Regions from separate parts of the Homo sapiens genome. Here all the other regions are linked to region 3. Evidence: read pairs that join two places in POLR2A ChIA-PET (ENCODE). Cell type or tissue: HepG2. All regions are shown on one strand. Region 1 overlaps LOC102724877. Region 2 has its middle 6.0 kb from the start of HES1. Region 3 overlaps LINC02028 (long intergenic non-protein coding RNA 2028).

The links. Peaks named below come from ENCODE experiments on the same cell type or tissue, not always from the same donor. Only the 100,000 strongest peaks of a DNase experiment are listed, where the experiment ranks them.
Region 1: POLR2A ChIA-PET joins it to region 3 with 10 read pairs; 14 of 35 experiments call an interaction of 5 or more read pairs at or near these places.
Region 2: POLR2A ChIA-PET joins it to region 3 with 14 read pairs; 14 of 35 experiments call an interaction of 5 or more read pairs at or near these places.

The regions. Positions count from the first base shown.
Region 1 is chr3:194,122,868-194,126,867 of GRCh38, forward strand. LOC102724877 reads left to right here. Exons shown (of 6, transcript XR_002959666.2): 6 at 1-607. Among named protein-coding and RNA genes, the nearest start is that of HES1, 11 kb to the right of the region's middle. In HepG2, no CTCF peak of the experiment used is centred here; no DNase peak of the experiment used is centred here.
Region 2 is chr3:194,140,128-194,144,127 of GRCh38, forward strand. No RefSeq gene overlaps it. Among named protein-coding and RNA genes, the nearest start is that of HES1, 6.0 kb to the left of the region's middle. RefSeq lists an enhancer at 551-1,545 and silencers at 1,178-1,247, 1,338-1,757. In HepG2, a CTCF peak has its summit at 1,728; DNase peaks (open chromatin) are centred at 844, 1,354, 1,604 and 1,994; H3K4me3 peaks cover 1,842 bases.
Region 3 is chr3:194,056,137-194,060,136 of GRCh38, forward strand. All of the region lies in intron 1 of LINC02028 (long intergenic non-protein coding RNA 2028), which reads right to left. Among named protein-coding and RNA genes, the nearest start is that of LINC02028, 13 kb to the right of the region's middle. RefSeq lists enhancers at 807-1,752, 2,388-2,437. In HepG2, no CTCF peak of the experiment used is centred here; a DNase peak (open chromatin) is centred at 2,325; H3K4me3 peaks cover 870 bases.

The DNA.
Region 1 (4,000 bases), 67 kb after region 3:
GCACATACAGTCGGAGGCCCGCAGAACCGGGATGGTCATGTATCCCAGCCTATGCCAGTTGTCCCAGCATCAGTGTTACTAGCATTATCTTCCACTCTCAAAAGTGTTCCAGTTTGAACCCTAAATGATATGGTCACCTCCACAGAACTGGAGCAGGGAGGGTCTTGGGTGTTCATCTTTCCCACCAATCTTATCTCCTACAAGTGAGATGGGTGTCCAGGGAGGATCTGCCCAGGTTTATGCTTTTGATTTCCCCCTCCCTCTGCAGCCCTTCCCATGCCCTCCTGTCTCCGTGAGGGAGGGAGGACCACCCGCGCATCCTGCACGCCAGGCCCATATTGACGCCTGATGCTTTTGCCTCCATTCAGATCTCGTCTTTCTGTGAACCTGAGGCTCATTTCAATTTTTCAAGGCAGGACCACAACAAGCTCTGCATCTGCCTGCACACAAAGCCGAAATCACAGTGCTTGGGTGGTGGGGACCCTTTTCCCTGAAAAAGAAGAAGTCAGATCATTTCTTAAGGTCTCTCCCAGCCTTAGAACCTGTGATTCATAAGAAACTGGCTGAAGCTTTTGGTTTGTCAATATACTCATGAACCAATTTACCAGAGTGGTTGCCATCCATTTCTTTGAAAAAATTAGCACCTTGTGAATTTTCATTAGATGAATGAGAGTACCTATCTTACATATCAGAGATGTTTATTATATAGTAATAATAAAGGTAGCTAAGAACTTACATTGTATTTACAAAATGCCAGGCACTGTACTAAGCACATTACATATATTGGTCCTTATAACAATCCTATAAGGTAGGTACAATGAATACCTCCCCATTGAACAGGTAGGTAAATCAAGGTACAGAATTGTTATGTCACGCAGCTAGAATGCAAGCAAGTGGAACATGAACTCAGGCAGTCTGGCTCCGGAGTTGGCCTTTTCACCACCCTGCTATCCAGTTTCTCCAAATATCTATGTAAATATATGTTCAGCATTCCTAACCGAAATAATCAGCAGGCCAGTCAAATCTCAGCTGTAAAACACTTGAAGTTCACAGAGCAAGTCACTATTTACATCTAGGAGGGCATTTCACCTCCGCTTTATAGACCCCTTTACCGATATCACTCAGCATTGTAAAACAACAGGTGTGTTGAGGTGCTCTGTCAAAACAGGTGTTTCTGTGTGCTGTGTTTACACTTATTTAACCCAGGGTGTCTGGGCACAATTGCTATTTATTTCTTAGTTATACGGAATCTTCCACAGGGAGCTCGTATGAAAAGAGGTGTGAGGTGGGAAAAGAGGTGAGCAGCGGCCCTACCTCAGGACCTTTGGCTGGGCTTGTACACTACCCCGGCGACTGCTCACTGGACTCACCTGTCCCAGGCATCCTCCACACTTTCTTTTCCAGTCTTCCAGAAGGACCAGTGATCTGCCTACTGGCCTTTTTTCCCCTTCCATCTGCTTCCCAGCAGTGGAACCTGCCTGCTTAAATCTTACTTATTAACTATACATAGATATGGCAGACTGCGATTACAGTAGAATTGTTTGGGAGCTCAGTATCTTGCCTCTTCCCACGTACCTTACCCTGGGAATTGCTTTGTACTTGCATATTGCCATGTGGTGGTGTGTCTTTAATAACCATCAATAAAGATAGGCCTGGGAAAACACAGACAGCCACAGACTCCTCTAAATTCACCTGACTGCACAGAACAGAGCTGTCTGGAGAGGTATCCCGGCTACCCAGAGGTGGTCACCAGGAGTGGTCAAAGTAAACCCACCCCCTTTGATTCAGCAGCCAGAGAGAATTTAGAAGAATAGGCTCACCCTCTGAGGGTTCCTTGAATCCAATAAAACCTGTTCTTAAGTCTGAGTTCATTTATGGATTTATTCTCCAAATATTTGAGAGTGACGGTTCTGTGAAAAGTATTCGCCTAATACCACGAGGTGTTTCATAGCTTCTTTATCAGAAAAGCAATAGAGATCAAGGATGTGGGAAGGAAGGGGAATTTTTTTTTTGAGACAGGGTCTAGCTCTGTCATCTAGGCTGGAGTGCAGTGGCACGATCTTGGCTCACTGCAGCCTTCACCTCCCAGGTTCAAGTGATCCTCCCACCTCAGCTTCTCAAGTAGCTGGGACTACAGGCACATACCATCATGCCCAGCTAATTTTCGTATTTTTTTTGTGGAGAGATGGGATTTTGCCATGTTGCCTGGGCTGGCCTTGAAATCCTGGGCGCAAGTGATCCACCCACCTAGGCCTCCCAAAGTGCTGGGATTACAGGCGTGAGCCACCGCACCCAGCTGGGAAATTTTTATAATATAAGCCTGGGGTGTCACACTCTGCACAGATTAATAGCATTTGAATAGCAGGCAGGGATGGAAGTAATTGTCAAAATAGGTAGGTAATTTTGCCTTGCATGTAGTAGGTGCTCAAGAATATTTATCGAGTGGAATTAAGTTAAACAGACAATTAGAAATTGGATGGTCTTAGCCACTGACTATACTGTCTGTCATCAGTGCAGGTTCACTCAATACAAAGAAAATGAGCTGGGATTCTACCCCTCCATCCAGGTGACAGGTGGTGCTAGATGCCGAGTCTAGGTCTGCCCCAGGTGCCAGGGCTTTGAGGGCAGGGAAGGAGATGAATAGCCACCCATAACAAGGAGATCAAATACTTGAACTTGAGTACTGGGGTGCTTCCATGACTGTGAGAGCCTATTGAAATAAAGGTCACAGCTGGATACATGTATGATATATGCACAGCGTGGCAACCTCCTCCAGGAGCCAGCAACATGCTGGGACTTTATTAGGAGACCTCCCATCAGGTAAGGTGAGCCTGGCACACACCAGCACGCTGCAAGAGAACCCGCTCTCCCTGAGTCCTCTCAGATTTCAACCAAAGCTGGTCTGTGGAAGTCCAAGTCCGCAAAAGGACAGACTCCTTTTCCCTACTAAACATAATGTCAATACACCGAGTGAGGCTGAGGGAATCCAAAAATGAGCTCTGTCATGTAGACAGTTGCCCACAGTAGTTAAGGAACTATGGAGATTCATGCTCGGTCCTTTCTCTGAAGCTCTGAGGATTCAGTGTACTGCCTCACCCTTTGTTCTGAGCCACTGTCCCCCGACCTCCTGCCCTGGACCATCACCCCTAGACTGAGTAGCAGGGTATGGTCCCCCTAAGTCCGCAGTCCTGGTCATCATCTCCAAACAACCCACAACTTTTCCAGCCTATGGGATTACATATACATATATACACACACACACACACACACACACACATAATGTGTATATATATGTGTGTATATATATAAAATGTGTATATATACACACATATAAAAAGTGTGTGTGTGTATATATACATATATAATGTGTGTGTATATATACATATATAATGTATGTGTATATATACATACATACATATATATAAAAAAATTTTTTTTACTTTAATTTCCGGGATACATGTGCAGAACATGCAGGTTCGTTACACAGGTAGACACGTGCCATGGTGGTTTGCTGCACCTATCAACCCATTATCTAGGTTTTGAGCCTTGCATGTAGTAGGTATTTGTCCTATTGCTCTCCCTCCCCTTGCCCCCCACCCCCTGACAGGCCCCAGTGTGTGTGGTTCCCCTCCCTGCATCCATGTGTTCTCATTGTTCAACTCTCATTTATGAGTGAGAACATTCAGTGTTCGGTTTTCTGTTTCTGTGTTAGTTTGCAGAGAATGATGGTTTCCAGCTTCATCCATGTCCATGCAAAGGACATGATCTCAGCACACGTAGGTTTATTGCAGCACTATTCACAACAGCAAAGACTTGGAACCAACCCACGGCCCATCAACGATAGACTGGATAAAGAGAATGTGGCACATACACACCATGGTAGCCTACGGGATTGTATGTTACACCTATGGCAATACAAACAGCATGGCACGAACAACTAACTAGTAAAAAGCGATGCAGCTTCCAGAATTCCACACGGGCCCTCATTCTCAAACCTGGT
Region 2 (4,000 bases), 84 kb after region 3:
ACTCAAGCACCAGTGTTTCATTTGGTAAGCCTGTCCTCTGGGTCCACTAGGAGCCCCTTAACAGTCCTGGTAGAAAAAATCAGACCTCAATGTCTTATTTTTACACAAGGAATTCCTTTTACATCGATGTCTTTAAAATTCACAGGAAAAAAAAATCTCAACACCAGTTGAAAATTCAATGTCCCTATGTTGAAGGGGAACAATTTTAAAAGTGCATTTGTATTAATATCACCGAAAGTACATAGATATCTTCCTAGGGAGGGGACTAAATCAAAGGAAAAACACAAATACGTTTTTTTCTTTTTTTTAATTGGTGATTTGAAAAGAGCACTTTTTTTCCCCCTGAAAGCTAGGTTTAGACTATTCCACGAGGATTTTTTCTTTGTTACAGTAAGGGGAGAAGGTGGAGACCCCACTAGGCTCCAAACCGGAAAGGGCACTTTCCAGTTCCTGCCCAGCTATGCCACCAAATTCACTGTGTCACCTTGGATAAGTCATTTCCCTTCTCTGGGTCATTTCCAAGTCTGGAAAATGAATGGACTTATTTCTAAGACGCTGTACCCTCCTGCACTTTGGCTGTTTCTGGAGTAAGTAGCTGAGGGAGAGGCGAAACTTCAAAAACGACTTCAATGATGTTGCCTCCCTGGGGGTCCCTCAGGCCTGGCCTAATTATACGGCCTCGGGCACACCAGCAGCCCCTCTCGCCGGCCCCCAGCAGTGCTGATCGCTCGGGGAGATAAGGCACGACTCCAAACTGCGTCCGGATGCGGGCCGCGGGCCCCGGCTGCCGCGCGCATTAGCCTCTCAATGGAGCCCTTCCGGGGCCCCGGCCCCCCGCCGTCTCCAGCAGCATCCGGAGCGGGAAAGGCGCCGAACTGGAAGGGGGTGGGGGTGCTCTTCGGTCAACACGAGAGCCCTCTCCAAGCGCAGAAGCGCGACTCCGGAGGCTCGCCCCTCCTCGCGCCCCGTCCCACCCCACGCGTTTCTGGAATGGGGACCCTGGGGTTTCGTTGGACCCCCTCGTCGTCACCACCGTCCCGGGAAACCTGTCATTAAAGTCAATTAACTTTTCCCACACCCGTTGGCCGGTAACAACCCGCTCCTAGCTTCCTCCCCGGCTCCTAAGTGCAACCAGATGGGCGGACGGGCTGCCCCCGCCGCGCGCCCGCCGGGGCGGCCCGGGGGTTCCAGGGAGGCCGCCCGGGGCCCTCCGCCCGGGCGGGAGCCGGCCAGGGCGGCCACGCCGGGCCAGCCCTGGCGGCCCTGCGGCCAAGGTGGTTCGCTTAGCAGGCCCGGCTGCTTTCTGGCAGGAAATGAATAGCTCCCAGATGAGCTCAGGCAACCTGAGAGGTCGTGAGAACGGCGCGAACCCCCGCCTGTGCAGCCGGCAGCCTGCCAGGCCGCGGGGGGAGCGGGCGGCGGCGGCGGCGGCGGCGGGAGGCCGGGAGGCCCGGCGGGCGGGCGGGCGGGCGGCGCTGACACACGAGCCCGCGCCCGCTCCCGCTGACAGGCAGGCCGCCGCCCCCGCTTCCCCCGCCCCGGGCCCCAGCGCCTCCCAAGCAGCAGGCCTAGGCCGCAGGAAGGCGGCCGCGCGGCCCCGCCGGGCCTGGGGGTGGGGCCGCCTGCCAGTGTTTTTCCAGTTCCCCCGGTAGCTCCGGGCCGCATTTAGTAGCTGGGGAAACTGGGCCGAGGCCAGGGCCGGGGCACTAGAGGCCCTCGCGGCCCGCAGAGCCCTGCCAGGCGGCAGGCCACGCCGGGGCAGGAGTGGGCAGAGCGGCGGGGTGAGGCCATCCCAGCCCACAGAGCCGTCCCAAAAAAGACCTTGCCACCAGACAGCAACCCTGGACGCCTAAAAAAAAAATCCTCATTTCTGAAAACCCTGAGCGCCTACTGAGTGCTCAGCAGGCCCAATTCCCACCAGCCTCCGCCGCACCGAGCTCCCTGTGTAGCCGGGGAGATCCACAAACACCCTCGTGACTCATCCCAGGTTTGATGTGCTAAGTGCCAAAACTGAAGTTTAAACAAAGGGCACCTAGAACAGAGAGATTAATTCTGATGAGAGGAAACCAGGCCGGGGAGGTTTTTCAGAGTTGGCACTTGAAGCCGAGAGGTGAAAGATGAGTTCAACAGGAAGGGTTAGAAGCAGAAGGGTGAGGGAAAACGCGGAGATGAACATATATACGTCCAGTCTGGGGAGATGTCAGTATGTTTACCATGGTGTGGTATCTAAGTTTTCAAATATACAAATTGGCTTAGAGGTCAAAAAAAGAAAAAGAGGGATAAGCCCTGCCGCAGTGGTTGGCTTAAATGCAATACAGCCCAGGGGTTAGAAGCACGTGGTCTGGCTCCTGGCGGCTTGGCTTAGGTTTTGAGCCCGAGGGAAATTACTGAACTCCCTGCCTCAATTTTGTAACTCTGTATCTCATTTGTAACTTAGGGCTCGTCAGGGTAGTGCTTCACAGGGTTGAGAAGATGAAATGAGTACATGCACTTAAAGCATTTAGAATAGTGCTGTCAGCTCTTCGGATTCTTAACCACAGTGAGGGACGTTCACCAGACAAGAAAGCCAGTCCCGGCCTTTGCCCAGCGATGGCAGGATCTGCTTGTAATTGCACCAGGCCCTAGGTGAAAGGACCACTGCTTCTTCCTTAGTTTCTGAATTTCATGCATTCATTTGATAATTATTGAACCAGGCACTATGGGAATAAAGGGAGAAGAAAGGCATGGTCTCTGTAACTATAAAGCTATCTGGTAGACAAGACAGCTTCCACACAAGAACAGCACTGCTGGGCGCGGTGGCTCACGCCTGTAATCCCAGCACTTTGGGAGGCCAAGGCGGGTGGATCACAAGGTCAGGAGATCGAGACCATCTTGGCTAACATGGTGAAACCCCGTTTCTACTAAAAATACAAAAATTAGCCGGGCTTGGCGGCATGCGCCTGCAGTCCCAGCTGCTGGGGAGGCTAAGGCAGGAGAATGGCGTGAACCTGGGAGGCGGAGCTTGCAGTGAGCCAAGATTGTGCCACTGCACTCCAGCCTGGGTGACAGAGCGAGACTCCATCTCAAAAAAAAAAAAAAAAAAAAAAAAAAACCAAGAACAACAACAAATTGCTGTGTTAAGTGCCATAAGGAAAGAGTCATGCACAGTGATGGTACAAAAAAAGATTGCACGTCACAACAGGTAACTTTTTTGGTTCTCCAAATATGATTAATCCTTGTGATCATTCATAGAAATTACTGGCATAGTAAATAATTAGTCAAATTCCACCTAAGAAAGGTGATTCTCAAATGGTTAATTTCAAGGGTAATTATTTTACAATACTAACATCTTCTGCATGAGCATAATTACCTAGATGTGGTCAAGAAACTGGACTGCGAGTCAGGAAATCTGAGGCCTGATCCAGTTGGACTGCTACCTGTGAGATGCTGGCCAAGTCCCCTTACGTCTCTGGGCTTCGATCTCTGTGCCAGCACAATGAGAACGTTAGGCCAGGAAGCCTCTGAAGTGCTTTCAACTCCAGTCTGTGATTCCCTGTCCTCAGTGTGCTTCTGTGTGCCTTTACAGTTTGACACATGCTCTGTGGCTCTAGCAATGTATATCAGGCGTATTTCAGACCTTACAGCCAAGGCCCTGGCAGGATTGTTACAGACAAGTTTTTTGTTTTTTTGTTTTTTTTTGAGACGGAGTCTCACTCTGTCGCCCAGGCTGGAGTGCAGTGGCACTATCTTGGCTCACTGCAAGCTCTGCCTTCCGGGTTCACACCATTCTCCTGCCTCAGCCTCCTGAGGAGCTGGGACTACAGGCACCCGGCTAATTTTTTTTTTTTTTTGTATTTTTAGTAATGACAGGGTTTCACCGTGTTAGCCAGGATGGTCTCAATCTCCTGACCTCATGATCCACCCACATTGGCCTCCCAAAGTGCTGGGATTACAGGCGTGAGCCACCGCGCCCGGCGACAGACAAGTATTTTCATCTGCAGTTAAAGATATGGGGACTGAG
Region 3 (4,000 bases):
TGCATGGGTACCCCCAGGACACCCTGTGGGTGCACTTTGTTTTTTGTTTGTTTGTTTGCTTTTGAGACGGAGTCTCACTCTGTCGCCAGGTTGGAGTGCAGTGGCACAATCTCAGCTCACCGCAACCTCTGCCTTTCGGGTTCAAGTGATTCTCCTGCCTCAGCCTCCCAAGTAGCTGGGACTACAGGCATGTGCCACCACGCCCGGCTAATTTTTGTATTTTTAGTACAGATGGGGTTTCACCATGTTGGCCAGGATGGTCTCGATCTCTTGACCTCGTGATCCACCCACCTCAGCCTCCCAAAGTGCTGGGATTACAGGCGTAAGCCACCGCGCCCGGCCTAGATGCACTTTCAGTACCCCTGCTGTGTGCTGTGTGGGTGGGTACTGAGTGGGCGGCGGGAGGGGCACAAAGCTCTTCCTGCCTGACTCAGGCAACTGTGCTGGGTACTTTTTGCTGATATAAAATGGCGCTGTAGGAGCTGTTAGCACAAAGGTAATGGAATCCAAGAGGAAGAATTAGCCAAGAGAGACGTTCAGACCAGTGGGAAGCGAAGCTGGTGTGGCGCGTGTTTGGGGGAGGGCACACATCTTGCTTTTCCACGTGCCAGAGAAGGGAGCTCTCAAACCATCCTAGAACTTTGGTCTTCACTGCTCTCTCCCCAGAAGCATCCTCTAAGGACTCGTTCTGTGCCCACACCTCCATACAAAGAAACAAACTAGACAGGGACAAATTCTGACTCCTCGACAGTCTAGCCAAACCTGTTCATCAACAAACTGGCCTGCTGGATGCAGACTTCACTGTTTCAGGGCAGGAGTTCCCCCAAGTGCCTGGCATACTTCCTGGGGCATCCAAGGCAAGACCTGGCCCCTGCCTCAACCCTCATGCCGTGGGTCCCTCTCTTTCTCACACCTCTCTCCTCTCTCTTCAGACCGACCCTGGGAGCCAACTGCCTGCCATCGGCCTCTCCTGTCCCTGCCTGCCCTGTCCCTTTCCAACAGGCAATAGATGAGGTTGCCAGGGAGCCCCTCTTGAGAATGGCGGCATGAGAGTCAACAAGCTGCCAGCACGTGTCCAAAACGGACAGCAAGTACTTAGTTCCTGGTGAGTGCTGGGTGTGCCACCCCGGGGTCCCAGCACTTTCTGACCAAAACAGAGCATTTAAGAAGGTCCTGGCCAGGTGTGATGGCTCACGCCTGTATCCTAGCACTTTGGGAGGCCGAGGTGGGCGGATCACCTGAGGTCGCGAGTTCGAGACCAGCCTGACCAACATGGAGAAACCGCGTATCTACTAAAAACACACACAAAATTAGCCGGGCGTGGTGGTGCATGCCTGTAATCCCATAGTCCCAGCTACTTGGGAGGCTGAGGCAGGAGAGTCGCTTGAACCTGGGAGGCGGAGGTTGCAGTGAGCCGACTCCAGCCTCGGCAATTAAAGCAAAACTCCTTCTAAAAAAAGAAAAAAAGAAAAGAAAAGAAAAAAGAAAGTCCTCACTTGCCATGTCTGACTTCCAGATTTCCCAGCGTTTCCTTCTCCACTTTCTTGAGGTTCGTGGCTTGCAAAGGTTAGGAGCACTGGCTCTGGAGCAAGACCGCCTAAATGTAAACCCAACCCAACCATTTGGAAGCTGTGTGATTCTGAGGAAGTTGTTAAACCTCTCTGGGCCTTCTTTGGTGCCTGTTAGGCAGAAATAAGAATTCCTATGTCATAGAATTGTTGTGATGATTAAATGAGTTATTACATTTAAGTGATTAGAACCGTGCTTAGCACAGAGGAAGCACTCAAAAGTTAACTACTATTAGTGATGTCTAAACTTTTTTCCCCAGGGAAGGATCAATGCATTTATCTGAGTCAAGTTCAACTTTGCACTCCAGTCCTTCAGGCAGGTAGAGAGGTATCTGAATCATGTGAAAACCGTTACCGGTTTGGGGGCGAATATCAGGAAGGAGATTTAGCCCTTAGAGATTTAAGGGCTTAAAGAGCCTCAGTCCCTGTTGACCACATAACATCTGCAGAAAAGAAAAAAAGAAGGAAAGAGCGCTGAAGGACCCACCCAGGGAGGAGGCTGAGCCGCGCTCCCTCTAGCCTCCCCAGAGGTGCATTCGTTAGGTTCCCGCCCCGGCCCCAGCCCCAGCCCCAGCATCAGCTCCGGTTCCTCTGCAGACGTTCAGCCCCTTCGGAAATGTAAAACCCGGGAAGCGAAAGCTGCGGCGACCTCCCAGAGCCTCTCAGGCACGCGGCATCTCTCCCCACCGGCAGCGCCTTGAAATACCAAAGGCCTAGCCAAAGATGGAACCGTTTTGTTGGGAGCTCGGGTTTCCCCCGCCGCGAGGCTGAGCCGGTGGCGCAGCTGCTCAAAGGTCACGCCCGAGACACGTCCGCACAAGCCCGGGTGGCGGGGCGGGCAGCGGGGAGAGAAGAGGGGAGTGGGGAGGGGGACGGGGGCAGGGGGGAGGGGCGCCACCTTCTCCAGGGCCCTGCGGGGTGGGCTCCCATCTTCATCTCGCAAGCATCCAACCCGGGGAGGTGGCTTTCCTCTCCCTACTAAGATTTTATTTTTGCAAAACAAAAGGGATGCCAAAAAAGCAAAAGTTCCTAAATGAAAAGAAAATGCTTCTTTAAAAATGCTAATTGTGAGCTTTTTATTATTGTTTTGGAATTTCAACTGATGGCTGAAAATCTAAATTTGGCCACAGGAAACCTGGATCCAGTTAACCTTGAGAAGTTAAGTCTTCATTTTCTATTAAGTAAAATATTTGGGTTTGAATGCTTAGAGCCCTCTGCTTATGATAAAAATAGAGGCACTGAGCAGTTTAACCACCTGTGTTTTCCTTGGATCGCATATTTTCCACAGTAAACAAGAAAACACAGATTGGAAATCCATTCATTCCTTCATAAGAGTGCTTCAGTTGGGGTTTATTTGTGTTTTCAATCAATAGAAACCAAAAACAACCTTTGCAGGGTTATGATATTTCATGCAAAGAAGCTCCAAGAAGCTCTTTTTATCCCCTCTGCAGCTATTTCTACATAAATCCCCAGATTTTTTTAACGCAGTTAATAATTATAATTCCATTTAGTTTTCTGAGCACATACTACATGTTTTACCTGCTGTCATCTCATTTGTGATAACACTTGGAGAGTAGTTATTCTTAATTCTTATTTGCCAGATGAGAAGACAGGCTCAGAAAAAATAAGCAGTAGCTAATAAGGGACACAGCCTTTACATCTGAGAGCTACAAAGCTGTGCTGATTCCACCACCAGAAACCATTTCCAGTGTTTAAATATTACTAAATAAATAGACGGTTAGATTCATGGACAGGAGTTTGTTCTTTTAATTCCCAAGCTTGCTCTTTAGGTGACAGGCATACAGTGGAAGACAAGTTTCTGGCCAGGATAATACTATATAGCATTACTAAGCCTCTGAGCCTCAGTTTCCCTTCTCCAAAATGAGACATATATTTAAGGTATATATCCAGCTCTGACATCCAGAGACTTATTCGAAATGAAAAGCTTAGGCTCAGGCCGGGTGTGGTGGCTCACGCCTGTAATCCCAGCGCTTTGGGAAGCCAAGGCGGGTGGATCACCTGAGGGCAGGAGTTTGAGACTAGCCTGGCCAACATGGTGAAACCCCGTTTCTACTAAAAATACAAAAATTAGCTGGGCATGGTGGTGGGTGCCTGTAATCCCAGCTACTCGGGAGGCTGACATGGGAGAATCACTTGAACCAGGGAGGCAGGGATTGCAGTGAGCCAAGATCGCACCACTGCACTACAGCCTGGGTGACAAGAACGAACCTCCATCTAAGAAAAAAAAAAAAAGCTTAAGCTCTTTGGTCCATCACTGGCATGGCATAGTATTAATCACCCCTTTCCTGACTCCCTGCTTCTATTCATCTAACTCTGTGGTTCTCAACGTTAAAATCTCCTGGAGGAGCTTTTAAAAATACAGATGCTTAGGCCTCGCAGCCAGAGATTCTGCTTTCATTGGCTTGAAGTAT